2 separate regions of the Homo sapiens genome follow, and region 2 is linked to region 1. A link is a contact called in ENCODE Hi-C or POLR2A ChIA-PET data. All regions are on one chromosome and are shown on one strand. The core of a region is the stretch at or near the end of the contact, and the rest is flanking DNA. Distances in the headings are between cores, read along the strand shown.

Evidence for each region. Hi-C counts contacts between places; a loop is a spot of excess contacts on that map. ChIA-PET counts read pairs that join two places held with the same protein, here RNA polymerase II (POLR2A). Pooled maps may share reads with other maps.
Region 2: a loop to region 1 is called in a pooled map, with 8 times the contacts of the local background. The contact joins two enhancer-like sites. A Hi-C loop is called at or near these places in 1 of 37 single-sample maps with no recorded cell type and 6 of 50 pooled maps. POLR2A ChIA-PET finds 5 or more read pairs at or near these places in 1 of 52 experiments (BJ).

Annotation. Positions count from the first base shown.
Region 1 is chr5:97,546,484-97,550,210 of GRCh38, forward strand. The region is part of intron 2 of LINC01340 (long intergenic non-protein coding RNA 1340); the gene reads left to right. Among named protein-coding and RNA genes, the nearest start is that of LINC01340, 44 kb to the left of the region's middle. Within about 2 kb of position 1,693, at least 2 of the 41 ENCODE cell types and tissues checked have a DNase peak (open chromatin) inside an H3K27ac peak, as active enhancers do.
Region 2 is chr5:98,307,791-98,311,713 of GRCh38, forward strand. No RefSeq gene overlaps it. Among named protein-coding and RNA genes, the nearest start is that of LINC01846, 150 kb to the left of the region's middle. Within about 2 kb of position 2,106, at least 9 of the 41 ENCODE cell types and tissues checked have a DNase peak (open chromatin) inside an H3K27ac peak, as active enhancers do.

The DNA of each region.
Region 1 (3,727 bases), core at 443-2,942:
TCATTTCCTTTCAGAAAGTTCTTTTTTACAATCAAGATTATTAACTTCATATATTAATGCTTTTTAAAAAGGATAAAAGTTTTATTTTCTAACAAGTAATACTGCACTTTTTCAAGAGATGTGCTATAAAGAAACTTGTTAGGGAAAGATTGCAAAGAATACACACATTTAAATTGAGCAAATGCTAGCCTTTCACATAATGAGAGAGAGATCCCACCTGCAACTAGCTTTTAAAAGACATAGTGCAGAAACTACACCATTATGATTCCAAGAAAATTTTCATAGGAAAAATAAATATCCATAAATCTCAAAATTTATTTCATAGATTTCATGCTAAAAGCACAATTATAGGTATCTCTAGAGGCTAAAATATTTTAAAGGCTACAAATCCCTAGTTATTCTGTTCTCTGGTGCTTGTTTAATTTTTTCAAAGACATTATCTCCTGTCAGGTAATGAGATCTCTCCTCCTAGTTAATCTTTTTTCTCTTTCCATGGAATAAATTGGTATTTTTGCATGGTTGGCAGGAATAGGGCAGTGGCAGGTTTGAGAAAAATCCAGATAAGAAATCTGATGCCACCAGTGTTACGTGCCTCTTGGTAGATCAACCAAAATAGCCAAGCAGATGAGGCCCTTTGATTGGCCTACCTGGGTGGCATGCCCACCACAGGTTCCAGAGGAACCGGTCCATCTAGTTGGGTTCTGCTGGCAAACCTGTCAGGAGAGAGGGGTCAGAAATTTGGGGCTTGGGGGTGTGAAGGATGTTCAGTGATCATTTGTGACTCTCATGGGTGTTCTGGCCTTCTCAAATGTCAGTGTTCCTATGACCTAACAGCTCATCCTTTTAGGGCCCTTACTATATGCTAAGCGTTGTTCTAAGTACTTCATGTATGTGTTCTCTTTAAATCTAATGATAAGAATGGGTTCTCATTTTTCACTCTCACTATATATACACACACACATAAACACATCTGCATAGGTGTTATGCATATATGTTGTGTCTCTGTGTGTGTTAGCTACTGATTTTTTTTAATCAGTGAGATTTACATCCCATCTTCTTTGGCAGCCCTTTTCTGTGAAACCACACAGTGCTTGCTCTTGAAATGTCATGACATGTTAGGGACTCACCAGGCCATGTCTGTTTACAGTCATGTTACGTTTTGTGCTTGTCACATTACTGCATCTTAAACTATTTGAAGGTGGAGATAATTTCTTACACATTTTGTTGTGTCACATGGTTCACACAGCCTGGCACAGAGCACAGGCTCATCTCTTTGCTGAGGAATTAGAACCCGACTGCAGCTTTGAACAGAGTGGGATTGTGGTTGGCAGAGTTCAATGGATTTATTTATCTTCAAGATCATATTTTATATTTTGCTCTGTCAAATCAGGATATCTTCTCAAGGTGAAAATTCCAATAACAACTGAATATATAAATATGGCTAGAAACTGGAAAATGAGATGTTGTAGATAATTAGACATTTATTCAGGGAGAAAATGGCTGCACTGATTTTTCCCCTGGTAATTGGCTTTACTTTTCTTTATAATTAAAAACTAACATATTGCTTTTGTAAAAATATGACCTATTTCCTTTACTTGTAACTTTAAAAAGTGAATTCTACCAATTTGAGTGTAATCATTACTGACTCATAAATCACTTGAGAAAAACAGACTTTGAACATTTCCTGTTTTGCAAATGAGGAAACTGAAACCCAGGCATGTTAAGTGGTTGGGCCAAAGTCACACATTACATTACTAGCAGAGACACTTTGACTTAGAATATATATTTTATCCAATAAATATTCAGGGTCTAGTAGATACCTTGCTGCTGGTAGGAACCCAATAAATATTGGTTGGGAGAATAGATTATTCTGACTGGGTACTGACCAATCAGAACAGAAGTTGCCCTTAACAACTAGTGTGGCCATAGTGGTGCATATTGACAAAGTGTCGGCCCTTTGGAAAGCCAAAGGAGGCTAACCACTGTGCCTGCACCAAGTAGGCAGATGGTCAGAGCTGAGGGTTCATTTACTTCATCCCTTTGTTTTTCTAGATGTGTCCCAAGCCACACATTCAAATCAAGAAGTGGAAGTCAGCTTGTGGGTTCCTGGTGGATAGTGCTTTCCACCACATCAATTCTAAATGTGTGGATAGAAATGACATGAGGTTATAGTAGAAAGACAGTAATTTGGTTCTTGGTAACTAAATAGTTCTGTAATGAGGCAGGGGCAAGTTAACCCTTAAGGAGAATGATTAGAAGTGTTTAGCTTCATTTAGGAGACAAGAGTGAAGCTGAAACTCAAATGAGAAAGTAAGAAGTCAAGAAACTATAGATATCATGAAAGTCTATGAGTAAAATGCATCATTGAAAGTGATAGATAAGAGAATCATTAAAAGATTTCCTGGAGAAGGTTGCTTGGGGTTCAAGGTAGGAGAAACAGAAGGGAGCAGAAGATTATAGTTGTAATTGACTCACCAACCCATATCTTCAATCATATTCTTTGGTTTCAACATTCTAATACCTCTATAGAATTCCAGTTCACTGATGCCTAAAGTAGCAGTGTCCTTGGCAATGATTTAAAAGACATCCTGTGAAGAAAAGCATGCTACTAGTTTAACTTTTTTTTCTTAGTTTTGAAAAATAGAATGAGGATTGACCACTCCTACTCAATTATGAACCAGGGTAGTGCTTCTAGAGAGTCAGTTTTATCCTCATTTATCATAGCAAAAAGTCAATAAATGATATATGACAGTTAATAAATCTGGAAATAATGCATAAGATTTTCTTTTAAAATTTAAAGATTATCAACATTACAACTGAAACGGGAACAATTAGCAGAATTAAAGCGTTTCTCTTTTGCCAGAACAAATAGGGGACAGAAAAAATGTTACAAATAGTTATTAATTGCTTTTCAAAATAAACCTTTCTGTACTAAGTTGTTTTTCGTTTGTTTGTTTTGAGCCCAGGTACACACTACTTTAATAAACTTTATAATATGAAAAGGAAGATAATTTTTCCAAATTGTTTTCTTTTGGTGAGGGGGAAGCGCAGGGAGGATTCTCTGTTAGGAGCCAGAAACGTGGATGAAACAGAGGGTTTCTTCAAAGGACGAGTCCGTAACCAATCTTTTAAAAATGAATGGCAGGGATTCAATCTATCAAATTAAGATACATTTGGCTACTTTCCCAATGCCTTTTCTTTCCCTCTAGAGCTACTTAGTGAGTCATCCCTACAACAGGTATTTAGTAAACATGATGAGGGAAAAATTCCTTAATGTTCCCCAAAGCCAAATTCAAATCTTTTTCAGTTACAAATTTAGGCTATTTTGCTCCTCTTTTAATTGGTATAAATAATGGCTCAGCTAAATTTTGAGTGTTCTTAATAGTATGTTGAATAAGCACAGTGATATAATGCAAATCTAAAAATCCATTGGATCTTCCTAAGAAAAAAACTGCTACTGATATTTCTTCCTTTTTAAAAATCTACACTATTAGGCACCCTGAGTGTATCTGCCAGTTTGCCTGAGTTGTAAATCATATGAATTTGTGTACCTGTTACCTGTTGACCACCCAGGATACAATAATACTATTGATTATCCACACTTTCACATCTGGCCAATTATTACTGAAATGATCAGATCTGAAATCTGAGTTATATGCCACTAAGTCATAAACCACAGAAACAGCTGAGTGAAAGACCAAAACTACAGCTGAGTGAAAGGTTGGGT
Region 2 (3,923 bases), core at 856-3,355, 760 kb after region 1:
TACAGGAAAACATGAAGCCCAATGTACTATATTAGGCCAATGCACAGTAGTTCCCCCATATTCATTGTTTTGCCTTCCACAATTTCAGTTACCCTGAGTAGCCTGAAGAAATCACTCACTGCCCCACTCTGTCCCCCACAGAACGTGAATCATTCCTCTATTCAGTGTATCCACATTGTATATGCTACTTGCCCATTAGTCACTTAGTAACCATCTCAGTTATCAGATCAAAACCAAACATAATATATATAGGGTTTGCCACCATCTGTGGTTTAAAATATCCACTGGAGGCCTTAGAACGTATTCCCTGAAGACAAGGTAGACTACTGGACTCTATGACAGTCATATTCAAAAAAGCTAACACATACTTTGAGGGACACTCAGATTTGTTTCAGTCATAACAAATGTGCTCTTAATTATCCTGTATACCTTCAATGAAATTAGTTTAAAACAAATCCTACTCAAAAACAACCTCAGATTCAGTGTTGGCACAGACTTTAGAGATTAGTCTCAATTTCACTAATTCTCTTTAAATCAGAGTTTCTCATCTGTGTCACTATTAACATTTTGAGCTAGATGAGCCTATGTTTGGGGCACTGTCTTGTGCAATGTGGAATGTTTCGTAATATCCCTGGCCTCTACCTACCAGATGCCAATAGCACTCTCTATCAGTGTGACAACCAAAAATGTCTCAGACACTTCAGAATTTCCCTGGGGGGACAAAATCACCTGAGCTAGAACTACTACTCAACCTTTCCCAGGCATTTTCCTCCAGAATCTGATTGAATATATATATAGTGATAGAAAAATTTCTATTAATGAGGGTACCAATTAAACATTTATAACTTTAATCAGCACTCAAATAAATGTGATTGATATGTCTTTTAGATCACTGCCTTTATTTATTCAACACCCTCTACCACCACCTAAAAAACCACTCATCTTTCAAGACTCAGATCAAAGGTAAGAGCTTCACAGAGCCTTTCCTGACCTCACCTCAAATGTAAAAGTGACTCCTCTCCTGAGTGTTTCCCCTGAACCCCTTCCCCCTCCTTTTTCCTACCTTTCACTAAAAAAAAAAAAAAATAAAAATAAATAACTCCTGTATGTGCTGGGCACTGTTCTGAGTTCTGGAGTTAAAGCACTAAGCAAAGCAAACCAAAAAAAAAAAAAAAAAACATGAAACTCTCCCTCATTGAGTTTGTATTCTGTAATGAAGGTGGAGAATGACAATTATTTTTAAAAATTATATGAAAAAAATTAAATAGAAAGTGGGAGGATTAAAATGTTATAAAGATTCATGAAGGCCTCACTGAACAGGTGCTGTTTGAGATAAGACAGGAAAGTGATAAAGGATGAGTCACATGGTGATCGGATGGAAAATCATGTCGGACAGAAGGAATGGCAGCTATAATTGGAATGCTTCACTGTGCTTCATTCTTTATATGTCCTTCTCACTTATTAACACATAAAGAGAAATAAAGCTGTTTGTTTTGGTTATTCATACAATGCTCAGCATATACTCGGTACTTAATATATTTTTTTCCGTAAATGAAAACATGTTTTAAATACCTACCGCAAATATAAGTATCCTAACTGGAAAGGTTAGTGAGGTTTACTCAATTCACACTTCTTTAATTTGGGACTGTATGAAAATGTCTAAACATATGTTATGGAATTCTCTATTGATCTATCTATCCATCTATCATCCACCTCCATATCTATTTAACTAAAGCAAATGTCCATATAACAAACCAAAATGACTTACAGTAGGATTCTGGTATTAATTTCAAGGTTTTTTTTATACTTTGCTTTTTCCACTATAACTGATGAGAACTCTTAGTCAGATGCTAACAAGTCTGGTCTTTTCCTTTCTCTTGGCGCAGTTTCTATCCCTTCTAAGTTGTTCAGTTCTGCTAAGAAACTGGATCTTGCCAATTAAAAGACAGGCTGGCCGAGTATAGATTGTTTCTTCCTTTTATCAATGGATTGGTAACTTTTGTGAAAAATCCCCAACCTCTTCCTCTCTGACGACACAGAGTTTACTCTGCAAATGAGCAATCTTTCTGAGATGATTCACTCTTCCGTGTTCTCAGCACAAAATAACGCTTTCTCCCGGAGACTGGCTTTCCTTTCACTCTGCAAAAGCCTGTGAGAGACACTCTCTCTCCCTCTGCTTGCAGTGCTCTGTCTTGTGTGTCACTGTTTTCCATTGACCTGTCCCATAGCAATGAGAGTGCTGTGGTTTCCTGTGCCTCTGGTCAGAGAGAGGAAGTGCCTGGTTGATGACTGAGACAGAGGGAGTAATTCCAGTATTCATCCCGTGCAACACAATAGCCATCCTCCCAGCTGCAGCCACCCAGGGGTTTGTATTCCCAGCCACTTAGGATCCCAGCAGGAAAGTGATGCCACATTCAGCTTGGCATAATTTGTAATGACTTTAACGAAGAAAATATTTGCAAAAATGTGGTCAGAGAATAAGGAATTCACAAAGAGGAGTGTAGTACAACAGGGCTAAGAACATGGCACTGGGTAGGCCTGAGGAAGCAAGGAGGGTGGGCAGTCACTGTAAACTGACAGGAGCTACAGGCTTGAGTCACACAGTCTGCCTGCAATAATGACTTGCAGAAAAGAAGCAAAGGAATATACACTCCAACCTCACTCTTCATCCTTCCCTTTTTTCTTCCCCTCCTCTGAGTTCAAGGGACCCTATTGATGTAATCCATAAAGACTGGCTCCTGCAGCCTCGCAGTACAAAGGATGGAGTCTGAGTAGCAAGTGGCAGATGCCCAGCACATATCATCATGGTATTTCACTCCCATTATCCTTTGGTTGACATTCACATATTAGAGATGTGAGAGATTTTCCCAATCCAAAATACTCATAGGATTGTGATATTATAAGATATTGAAGTTAGCTAGGACATTAGTAATCATTTAATCAGAAAAATTCTCAAGCATATGAAGATTGTAAATGCTTGCCCCCCAGTGTACAATGCCAGATCTGGGACAAGAAACCAGATCTCGTAACTTGGAGCCCACTATGAAATGCTGTCATTTTAGAGGCAAGTAGAGATCTAAAACAGCAAATGCGATTTAGGCCTTCTTGCAATATATGATATGTGTTTGTGTTTCCCTCCTTATATATACATATACATGTAACAATACAGAGGTAAATATATAAATATCAATATTTATCAAAGCTAGAACGATGGGAAAGCAAACTTGACATATCAAAAAGTGCCTCAGAAATGAACAGGCAGAATTTCAAGTTTAGTCCGGTTTCTTCTAATTGACCATAGGCATTGCACTTGATAAATTCATACAAGGGATTTCAAAATAAAGTTATTTTATTTTGCTCAGTTGAATATCTTTATGCTTCAAATTCAATGCATGCTTCTAATAAGTCCCTCTCCATTACATTTAAAGCATTATTATCATATTCTTATTTCTGTCCCATTCTCAGAAAGATTTGATTTGAACGTAATGTGCATACAATCTTTAGAAGTCTGACTTGTTTTCAGAATTACAATAAGGTCTTACTTATTTGCTACTATTGGAGAACAAATATTACCATGTAAATATATTTTTAGATAACTTAAAAATATACTTTACATGATAGAACCTCTTCTCAGTAACACACAGTTTTTATAAATATCAGTTATTATACTAAACTGCATCTTATTCTCCTCAGAGTAGGAGGGTGAAGGCCTATTTGCCTCTACAGAAAATAATCTCAGGGTATAGTTTTTTATTTAATTCTTACATCAATTTTCTGAAGATTTCTGGCACCTTTAATCACTGCCAGTCTATGAACCGTCAAGCCTTGTCAGGATACCTGTTTCTTATGTCACCTTCTTTGCAAATTAATTTTACCCAATCCAATCATGCATTTATTCAGTCAATACTGTTTAGTGAATATCT